2 separate regions of the Homo sapiens genome follow, and region 1 is linked to region 2. Evidence: read pairs that join two places in POLR2A ChIA-PET (ENCODE). Cell type or tissue: CD4-positive, alpha-beta T cell. All regions are shown on one strand. Each heading gives the region's core, and the rest is flanking DNA. Links, peaks and the distances in the headings are about the cores only. Region 1 holds the start of YJU2B (YJU2 splicing factor homolog B). Region 2 holds the start of MIR24-2 (microRNA 24-2).

Region 1 (5,365 bases), core at 236-5,235, 89 kb after region 2:
GGTTGCAGTAAGCCAAGATGGCGCCACTGCACCCCAGCCTAGGCTACAAAGTGAGACTCCGTCTCAAACAAACAAACAAAAAAAACCAATGAACTCATCTAACCATCCAATCCATAGTCACTTGTTTCCTGGAATTCTGATCATATCACCCTGTGTCGGTTTATGTCTCCCCCGGCAGGTCACACTGTGCCATATCCCTAACACCTAGGACAGTGCCAGGCCCAGATAAATGTCAACTGGGTAAACAACTGAGATAACTGAATGAGGCTCCATAAGGGTCACAGTCAGTGCAGGTGACACAGGTGGGAAATGCAGGGGCTCCTCAAACTAGGGGTGGTGAGACCCCCTCTCATGTTTGGAAGGGAGGCTTTTAGGTCATATAGAAGGAAGTTCTTCACGCCTGTAATCCCAGCACTTTGGGAGGCCGAGGCGGGTGGATCATGAGGTCAGGAGATCGAGACCATCCTGGCAAACACAGTGAAACCCCGTCTCTACTAAAAAATACAAAAAATTAGCTGGGCGTGGTGGCGGGTGCCTGTAGTCCCAGCTACTCGGGAGGCTGAGGCAGGAGAATGGCGTGAACCCGGGAGGCGGAGCTTGCAGTGAGCAAAGATTGCGCCACCACACTCCAGCCTGGGCGATAGAGCGAGACTCCATCTCAAAAAAAAAAAAAAAAAAGAAAGAAGTTCTAGTTTACACTAAAGAGAGACTCTGTGAAGCAGTGAAGGGTATTCTAGAACAGAGATTGGCAAAGTTTCTCTGTCAAGGGCCAGAAAATAAGTATTTCTAGCTTTTTAGGCCAGATTATCTCTGCCCCAACAACTCAACTCTGCTTTCATAGCTAGAAATCAGTCCCAAACAATATATAAATGAACGGGCGTAGCTGCATGCCAATATAAATTTTATTGATGGACACAGAAATTTGAATTTCACATAATCGTCATGTCACAAAGTATTATTCTTTTGATTTTTCCCCAACTACTAGAAAATTTAAAACCATTCTTGGGGGCCGGACTCGGTGGCTCACGCCTGTAATCCCAGCACTTTGGGAGGCTGAGGCAGGTGGATCACTTGAGGTCAGGAGTTCAAGACCGGCCTGGCCAACATGGTGAAACCCTGTCTCTACTAAAAATACAAAAATTGGCCAGGCCTGGTGGCGTACGCCTGTAATCCCAGCTACTGGAGAGGCTGAGGCAGGAGAATCGCTTGAATCTGGGAGGCGGAGGTTGCAGTGAACCGAGATCACGCCACTGCACTCCATCCAAGGTGACAAGAGTGAGATTCTGTCTCCAACAAAAAGAAAGAAAGAAGCTGATGGAAGAGCTTCTGATGGAGTGGGAGTGGTGTAGTGAGGTGGTGAGGCAGTGGTGCAAAGTCCCGGATATAAACTGTTCTACCCTCACCTTAGTCTTGTATCCTCCAACTATAAAGTGTGTCCTTTAGATTGGATTATTCCAAGGTCCCTTCCAACCTAAAAATACTTTTGCCAACAAAATAGCTAAGTGCCCCTTGAGGCGTTAGGGGACACGGCTCCCTGGGCTTGAATCCCAGCTCCACTCCTCATCAGCTGGGTGACCTTGGTCAGTGACTGCGCTTCCCTGGGCTTGTATTTCGTCACCGGTAAAGGGCGAATGACGACGACAAGACTGACTTTCTGGGGATGCTGTGAATCAACTAACCCACGGGAAGAGCCTGCAAAGAGCAAATACTCCGTTTACAGGAGCTCGAGGGTGTGTGTGTGTCTTAAGATGGTTTTGTTACCCCAGTAAATGGCAGACGGGGCTATCGGGTGGGCGTGTAGATATCTCCGGTCCTTGGTGCAAAAGTAATTACCGACCCTGTTTGTCCTGGGCTTACGGCTTGGGCTCGGAGCTCCACCCTGCTGCTTCCTATCTGCTTGACTTGGGGCAAATTGTTTTCTCTCTCTAAGCCTCATTTTCCTTATGTGTAAAAATGGCTGGTTAAGGCATTCAGGGCAGCGCCTGACGCCGAGTTAAACGTTTGGCAGTTTAGTCATTTCTGCTGCTCACGGTTTTACAAGAATCATTTTTATAAAATCTGGTGAGATAGGGACTTATTGGTCCCATTTTCCCGATGCAAAAACCCAGGACCCTTCAGGCATAATATGGATCCGGGCTAGGATGGGACCGGGTCCCGGGCACTTGGGTCAGAGGTCTCAGCTGGGGCCTCAGGGACTTTGGTCCTGGCTGGGACCTGGGCCGGCTCCGGGCATCTAAATCGGGTCCTCAGCTCCGCGTCCCCCGACGCGGAAGGGCGCGCCGGGCAGCTCCGAGGCCAGGGTGAGGCGGCTGCCGGACCCCCGGCCCTCCCCGCTCCTCCGCCCGCCGGCACTTACCTGCCCTCCTCCCGACGTCACGCCCTGACCGTGCCCGGAAGTGCGCGCTGAGAGCGCGGTGAACCTGGGCGCCCTCTCCGCGCCCCCAGGACGCCGGCGTGAGGCGGGGCGAGGCAGCAGCTCCACGCTGATTGGCTGAAGGACGATACGCCAAGCGTTCTGCGACGCCGGAGTGGGCCAATCCAGGAATGCCCCGCCCAACCGCGCTTACGCCAAGAGGCTCCATCCTCTGTCCAGCCCACTACGTGAGGCCCAATCCGAGGCCCGCCTCCTGGCACCGCCCTCCCAGGCGTGCTGTCCTGCGCGCTGCAGCCGGTCAGCGAGGGTGTGGTGGCGGGCCCCTGTAGTCCCAGCTACTTGGGAGGCTGAGGCAAAAGAATTGCTTGAACCCGGGAGGCAGAGGTTGCAAAGAGCCGAGATCGCGCCACTGCACTCCAGCCTGGGCAACAACAGCAAGACTCCGTCTCAAGAAAAATTATTTGCACAGGCAAGGTCTTACTATGTTGCCCCGGCTAGTCTCGAACTCCAGGGCCCAAGCAATCCTCCTGCCTCCCAAAGTGCTGGGATTACAGGCGTGAACCACTGCTCTGTTTTTGCATTTTTAAATAGTTAGGTGGGGGAAAAACTATTTTACGACTTATGAAAATAAAACATTCAAATTTCAGCGTACGTAAATAAAATTTCATTGGAACACAGGGATATGCGCTTTTGTCTGCTGATTGCTTCAAAATAAGGGCACTTGGGGGAACAGCAAATGCAGGGAAGGAGAGGTTTTCTCTGAATTTCTCTTATCTGCCTAAAGACAGAAAGAGGAATGCTTTCCTACGATCTTATTAACTAGGGAAGAGTGAAACCATTCCCAATCATGTATCCTTCTGAGGGCTGCTCTGAGACAACTTTTATTACCTGCAAGACTTTTTTATTTGCTTAACAAGACAGACTTTCTCCATCATACAATTTCTCCCCTTACCCTCCCATAACTTGTGTTACCACCATCCTCCCAGAAGCCCCAAACCCCTATTCTTTTCTTTGATACTTTTTTTTTTTTGAGAGGGAGTCTTGCTCTGTGGTCCAGGCTGGAGTTCAATGGCGTGATCTCAGCTCACTGCGCTCTCCACCTCCCAGGTTCAAGTGATTCTCTTGCCTCAGCCTCCCGAGTAGCTGGGATTACAGGCACCTTCCACCACGCCCGGCTATTTTTTGTATTTTTAGTAGAGATGGGGTTTCACCATGTTGGCCAGACTGGTCTGGAAGTCCCAACCTCAGGTGATCTGCCTGCCTTGGCCTTCCAAAGTGCCTGGATTACAGGCATGAGCCACTGGGCCCAGCCTCTCTGATCCTTTTTGGAGTCTTGTATTTTGTGGGACTCCCCTGCATAGGTACATAATTAAATATGGCTTTTGCCCTGTCTGTTTACATGTCAATTTAATTCGTAGCCCAGCCAAAGAACCTATAAAGGTGAAGGGAAGCCATTTTTCACCTACCTACAAACAGCCGGGCCCATTCATTTATCTATTGTCTATGTCTGCAACAGGGTTGAATTCAGTGGTTGCCACAGAGGAAGAGAGAGCCCAAAGAATCTAAAATATTTACCATCTGGCCTTTTACAGAAGAAGTGGGTGGATACTTCTCTTAGAGCCTTCAGATTAGCCTGGCCCTGCCTTCTGCACAGGTGAATGGCTTTTGAATTTACTTTTTTTTTTTTGAGTCGGAGTCTCACTGTCACTCAGGCTGGAGTGCAGTGGTGTGGTCTCAGCTCACTACACCCTCTGCCTCCCAGGTTCAAGTGAGTCTCCTGCTTCAGCCTCCCAGGTAGCTGGGACTACAGGTGCCCGCCACCATGCCTGGCTAATATTTGTATTTTTAGTAGAGATGGGGTTTCACCATGTTGGCCAGGCTGGTCTCAAACTCCTGACCTCAGATGATCTGCCCGCCTTGGCCTCCCAAAGTGCTGGGATTACAGGCATGAGCCACTGTGCCCAGACTGAATTTACTTTTATGCCTTGTAGGGCCTAACAGAATCTATTTGTTCATTCAACAGCTGAGCTGTTCATTGGACACCTGCTATATGTCTGGTCCTGGGGATTCAGAGAGGAAAGAACACACTCTTTTCTCAGTGATGAAGCAGACACTTCAACTGGCAATTTATCAAAGACAGGGTGAGAAGTGATGACAATATTACTACTATTCCTCCTGATATATATATATATCTATATATATATATATAGATATCTATAGATCTATAGATATCTATATATCTATATCTATCTATCTATCTATCTATCTATCTATCTATCTATCTATCTATGGAGTTTTGCTCTTGTTGCTCAGGCTGGAGAGCAAAGGCACAATCTTGGCTCACCGCAACCTCCACCTTCCTTCCGGGATCAAGCGATTCTCCTGCCTCAGCCCTGGGATTACAGGCATGCGCCACCACACCCAGCTAGTATTTTTAGTAGAGACGGGGTTTCTCCACGTTGGCCAGGCTGGTGTTGAATTCCTGACCTCAGGTGATCTGCCCACCTCGGCCTCCCAAAGTGCTGGGATTACAGGCATGAGCCACTGCGCCCGGCCTCCCCATGCTTTATTATTCGGTGCCAGGTTCCATCTCTGTTCTAAAGCCGGGCTCTACTAACAAATGAATTCTTACATAGTCATGGTGCTGCATACTGAGTGCTCACTACCCACTAGGCACCACTGAGCAATGCTTGGTGCTCACTCACACATGCATAATCTCATAGAATGCCCCTAGAAGGTAGATACTTTTCATCATTTCTGTTTTACAGATGGTGAGACAGGCCCAGAGAGGTTAAGTCGCACAGTTAGTGAGGGGTGGAGGAGCTGACCTACAACTGCTCATGCTAAACCTTGTTCCCTTGTCCTCTGAGCTATACTGTTTTGGGTTGTATGCATTTGACTTAAAAGACCATGAGACCCCAGAAAAATCTTTTTTTTTTTTTTTGAGACGGAGTCTCGCTCTGTTGCCTGGGCTGGAGTGCAGTGGCATGA
Region 2 (5,352 bases), core at 353-5,352:
TTGGTAAAGGGGACCCTGTCTCCTGGGCACCTGCATGGCAGCACCCCTTCCACTCAAGACCCAGACCTTTTGTGCCTGCGGGGATGGGGAGTGGCCTTGGCCCCGGCCCTGGGCTCTGTGCAGGGGAAACCCCACAGGAAACGAGCCTGGCCAAATGGCCGCCCTTCCCGTTCTCGTCCCTGGGACACGAATGTGCTGTCTCACTTCCGGAGGCGGCCCAGGGAGGCTGGCCGCCCTGCGGGGCCTCGCCTGCTCCCAGTTGGCGCCTCCAGACCCTAAGGGGACAGGGCTGGGCTGGGGCCTGATGGGAAAGAGTGGCTGGTATGTGTGTATGTGTGTATAGGGAGGGGACAAAACAGGACATCACTCGCCGCCTGTCTCGAAGTGGTGAGCGCCACCACATCGGGCGGACACTGGGGTCCTGGTGTGAGACACCCACGTTTCCGTTATCCTTTGCCTTGGCAAAGACAGCAGCAGCTCTGTCGTGATCATGTTTATCACTCATGGGGTCCTCACCATGACTTATGAAGTCCATACTTATTATCCCTGTTTTGCAGATGGGGAAGCTGAGGCCCAGAGAGGTTGAGTGACTTGCCCAGAGTCACCCAGCTCAGAAGCTGCAGAGCTGGGGCTTTCAAATCTGGGCAGACTTGGGCTCCAAAACTGGAGTCTGCTAGCCAGGTGTTGGGCTCTTATCAAAAGAAGCTCCACTCACTAAAGACTTAGGGCTGGCTTCATGCATTTGTGAAACGGGCAGTCTCACGGCAGCCCTGCTTGGAGGGACCTGGAGGTTAGTTTAATGTTGCACTGCTGGGGTCATGAATTTTTTTTTATTATTATTAATTTTTTTGTCTTGTATTGCCCAGGCTGGTCTCGAACTCCTGGCCCCAAGCGATCTTCCTGTCTTGGCCTCCCGAAGTGCCGGGATTATAGGGATGAGCCACCGCGCTCAGCCTGAAATTATTTTCTTTTTTTAAACTTGTTTTTGTTTATTTTAGAGATAGGGTCTTGCTCTGTCACTTAGGCTGGAGTTCAGTGGCATGGTCATAGATCACGGCAGCCTCAAACTCCTGGGCTCAAGCAGTCCTCCCACCTCAGCCGCCTGAGTAGCTGGGGCTACAGATGTGTACCACCACTCCTGGCTGATTTTTTAGTGAATTTTTTGTGGGCCAGACACTGTGGCTCAGGCCTGTAAGCCCAGCACTTTGGGAGGCTGAGGCAGGCGGATTGCTTGAGCCCAGGAGTTGGAGACCAGTCTGGGCAACATGGCAAAACCCCATCTCTACAAAAATTAGGGCCAGGTGTGGTGGCTCACGCCTGTAATCCCAGCACTTTGGAAAGCCGAGGTGGGCGGATCACCTGAGGTCAGGAGGTCGAGACCAGCCTGGCCAACATGGTGAAACCCCGTCTCTACTAAAAATACAAAACTTAACTGGGCGTGGTGGCGGGCACCTGTAATCCCAGCTACTCGGGAGGCTGAAGCAGGAGAATTGCTTGAACTCTGGAGGTGGAGGTTGCAGTGAACCGAGATCACGCCATTGCACTCCAGCCTGGGCGACAGGGCGAGACTCTGTCTCAAAAAAAAAAAAAAAGAAAAGAAAAAGAAAAAATTAGCCGGGCATGGTGGTGCATAGCTGTAGTCCCAGCTACCCCGGAGGCTAAGGTGGGAGGATCACTTGAACCTGGGAGGCTGAGGCTGCAGTGAGCTGTGATTGCACCCCTGCACTCTAGCCGTGGCGACAGAGTGAGACCCTGTCTCAAAAAAGAAAAAATATTTTTTTTTTTTGTAGAGATGGGGTATTGTCGTATTGCGCAGGCTGGTCTTGAACTCCTGGCCTCAGGTGACTCTCCTGCCTCGGCCTCCCAAAGTGCTGGGATTACAGGCGTGAGCCGCCATGCTTGGCCTGAAATTCTTAGTTTTCGAACTAGAGGACCACGTGTTCATTTTGCACCGGGTCCTGAAAATCCTGTATCTTGCCCTGGTGCTGGGCACTTACTGAGTGACATACATACTCGGTGACATCTCACTGGGCTATGCAAAAGAGGCTCTTGGCTCCATTTTACAGATGGGGAAACTGAAGCTTTGGAGAGTCTTTGGGAAACTGTGGAGCAAGGATTTGAACCTTGGGCTGTTTGGGTGGAGAGGCCTGTATCTTGGAGCTTGGATCCTGTGCTCTGGGGGGCGGGGGGTGCGTGTCTAGAAAGAGAGGGGGGTGCCTTGCTGCCGGCATCCGCCCTGGTGGGTGTGGGCTAAGCCCTGGCCACTGAGGAGACCGGGCCACGGGGGGGGAGGCCCTGGTGGTTTCCTCCTGCCCTCCAGGCTTCTAGGAAGTGGCGCCAGCTGGGGTGAGATCACTTCCTCACCCGCCTGCCTGGCCCCCCTTGGCTTCCTCTCCCCATGGCCCCATTTGGCCTGCCCAGGGCTCAATGAGGGGGGAGCTTGGCCATGCAAGTTGCTGTAGCCTCCTTGTCCCGCATGGGCCCTCTAGGTATCTCTGCCTCTCCAGTCCTGGGGCTGGAACGGAGGGCACAGCTAGGCTCCAGCTCCCCGTGTGGTGGCTCCTGCATATGAGAAAAGAGCTTCCCTGTGATCAAAGGAAGCATCTGGGGACCTGGAGGGGAGGTGTCCCCAAATCTCATTACCTCCTTTGCTCTCTCTCTCTTTCTCCCCTCCAGGTGCCAGCCTCTGGCCCCGCCCGGTGCCCCCCTCACCCCTGTGCCACGGCCGGCTGGGGTTCCTGGGGATGGGATTTGCTTCCTGTCACAAATCACATTGCCAGGGATTTCCAACCGACCCTGAGCTCTGCCACCGAGGATGCTGCCCGGGGACGGGGTGGCAGAGAGGCCCCGAAGCCTGTGCCTGGCCTGAGGAGCAGGGCTTAGCTGCTTGTGAGCAGGGTCCACACCAAGTCGTGTTCACAGTGGCTAAGTTCCGCCCCCCAGGCCCTCACCTCCTCTGGCCTTGCCGCCTGTCCCCTGCTGCCGCCTGTCTGCCTGCCATCCTGCTGCCTGGCCTCCCTGGGCTCTGCCTCCCGTGCCTACTGAGCTGAAACACAGTTGGTTTGTGTACACTGGCTCAGTTCAGCAGGAACAGGGGTCAAGCCCCCTTGGAGCCTGCAGCCCCTGCCTTCCCTGGGTGGGCTGATGCTTGGAGCAGAGATGAGGACTCAGAATCAGACCTGTGTCTGGAGGAGGGATGTGGTGGGTGGGGTTGGCTGGGCCCAAATGTGTGCTGCAGGCCCTGATCCCCAACTCTGCAACTGGGGACCCCTGCATGGCCACAGCTCAGGCTGGGCTGTGGTGCCAGCATAGATAGGTGGGTGAGTGGGTGGCCCTTCCATTAAAAGGGAAGCCAGCTGTGTCCTTTCCGGGCCTGGAGGCTTGGCCCCTCCTCTCCCAAGCCTGGCAGGGGCACTGGCCCGGCCCGCACCTTCCTAGCAGCCAGTTACCCAAGAGGAAGCTGCCTTGGGCCTCCAGACCGTTAAATGCCAACTCCTGGCTTCCGGTATCAGGCTGGGTTGACCTGACCTGGCCCCTTCTTGCTGGGCCCTGCAGCTTTCTAACTTGCCGGGAGGAGCAGTGACACCCGCCCCACATGTGGGGCATGGAACAAGTTCCTTGTGGACCCAGAAGGGACACAAGCAGGTGTGCTTAGTCCTGAGGCGCTGGGAATAGCTGATCCTCCCTGCCTTGAGGGGGTTCTCAGGGCAGGGAAGAGTTAGGACTCTGTTTTTTTTTTTTTGTTTTTTTTTTTTTGAGATGGAGTCTCGCACTGTCACCCGGGCTGGAGTGCAATGGCTCGATCTCGGCTCACTGCAACCTCCACCTCCCCAGTTCACACGATTCTCCTGCCTCAGCCTCCCAAGTAGCTGGGATTACAGGTGCACACCACCGCACCTGGCTAATTTTTGTATTTTTAGTAGAGACCGAGTTTCGCCATGTTGGCCAGGCTGGTCTCGAACTCTTGACCTCAGGTGATCTGCCCGCCTCAGCCACCCAAAGTGTTGGGATTACAGGCATGAGCCACTGCGCCCGGCCAATTTTTTTTTATGTTTTGTAGAGACGGGGTTTCGCCATGTTACCCAGACTGGTCTTGAACTCCTGACCTCAAGCAATCTGCTCGTCTTAGCCTCCCAAAGTGCTGGGATTACAGCTGTGAGCCACCGTGCCTGGCCTTTTATTGTTTGTTTTTGAGACGGAGTCTCACTCTGTTGCCCAGGCTGAAGTGCAGTGGTGTGATCTTGGCTCACTGCAACCTCTGCCTCCTGGGTTCAAGCGATTCTCCTGCCTCAGCCTCCTGAGTAGCTGGGCTTACAGGCACCCACCACCATGCCCGGCTAATCTTTGTATTTTTAGTAGAGACGGGGTTTCACCATCTTGGCCAGGCTGGTGTGATCATGGCTCATTGCAACCTTGAATTCCTGGGCACAAGTGATCCTCCTGCCTTAGCCTCCCCAGTAGAGCTGGGACTACAGGTATGCGCCACCACACCTGGCTAATTTTTTTAATTTTAATTTTTGTAGAGATGGGGGGGCAGGTCTCACTATGTTGCCCAGGCTGTTCTCGAACTCCTGGCCACAAGCCATCCTCCCACCTTAGTCTCCCAATGCGCCGGAATTACAGGTGGCTCAGGTGTGAGCCACCGTGCCTGGCTTTTCTCCACTATCTTGAAATCAGATGGGAGGAGGCTTTTTTCTGGGTGGGACTGAGGAGGCACACTGAAGTCCCCCAGGTCATCGGGGCTGGGCCATTGCCTTTTTCCCCACCCTGGGTAGTCGTGGACAGAAGCTTGGGATGGGATGGAGAGGAGAGATCGTGCTGTGTGTCATGTCTGTTGTTCAAGTAAATAAAAGTTGCCCTGACTTCATTCCTGAAGGTCTGGTCTGTGATTCACTCCTGCCTCCCATCGCTGGAGTTTCAGCTTTTGATTGGCCTGAATTTACCATCCTGGCACTCCGGGCTCCTGCCTGCCCATCCCTGCCCCACCTGCTCTGTGCAGCAGGGTATCCTGTGCTTGGAAAGGTGACCTTGGGGGTGTCCTGGATCGTGGGGTGACCATGAGGGAAACCCTAGAGTGGAAAGATTTTCACATCGCTGATCAAGGGAGGATGGAAGCTGATCTGAAGTGGTGGTGGTGGGGTGACCCTGAGGGAAACGCTGAGCCTGAGGGGTGACATGTGGCGATAACCAGGATCTGAGGGTCTTGAGCTAGTGACATTTGGGGGCAACTTGGACCTACGGGATTACTCAGGCCTCAGGGGAAGATTTGGGGTGCCTGGTATCTGAGAATGCTGGAGGGGAACTTGGGTTTGAGGGATGTGACATGAAGGAAACCCCAGTTCTTAAGGGGGG

What was found. ChIA-PET counts read pairs that join two places held together with the same protein. Peaks named below come from ENCODE experiments on the same cell type or tissue, not always from the same donor. Only the 100,000 strongest peaks of a DNase experiment are listed, where the experiment ranks them.
Region 1: POLR2A ChIA-PET joins it to region 2 with 12 read pairs; 19 of 35 experiments call an interaction of 5 or more read pairs at or near these places.

What each region holds. Positions count from the first base shown.
Region 1 is chr19:13,744,946-13,750,310 of GRCh38, reverse strand. YJU2B (YJU2 splicing factor homolog B) reads right to left here and starts at 2,416. Exons shown (of 10, transcript NM_030818.4): 1 at 2,357-2,416. RefSeq lists a silencer at 2,126-2,435. In CD4-positive, alpha-beta T cell, for the core only: no CTCF peak of the experiment used is centred there; DNase peaks (open chromatin) are centred at 1,640 and 2,490; H3K4me3 peaks cover 1,892 bases; H3K27ac peaks cover 1,249 bases.
Region 2 is chr19:13,834,031-13,839,382 of GRCh38, reverse strand. It overlaps MIR23AHG (miR-23a/27a/24-2 cluster host gene), which reads left to right. Exons shown (of 1, transcript NR_036515.2): 1 at 1-4,867. It overlaps MIR24-2 (microRNA 24-2), which reads left to right and starts at 3,024; the gene lies at 3,024-3,096. MIR27A (microRNA 27a) reads left to right here and starts at 2,866; the gene lies at 2,866-2,943. MIR23A (microRNA 23a) reads left to right here and starts at 2,724; the gene lies at 2,724-2,796. RefSeq lists enhancers at 112-211, 432-651, 682-791. In CD4-positive, alpha-beta T cell, for the core only: no CTCF peak of the experiment used is centred there; DNase peaks (open chromatin) are centred at 572, 2,312, 2,942, 3,512 and 2 weaker places; H3K4me3 peaks cover 1,977 bases; H3K27ac peaks cover 3,932 bases.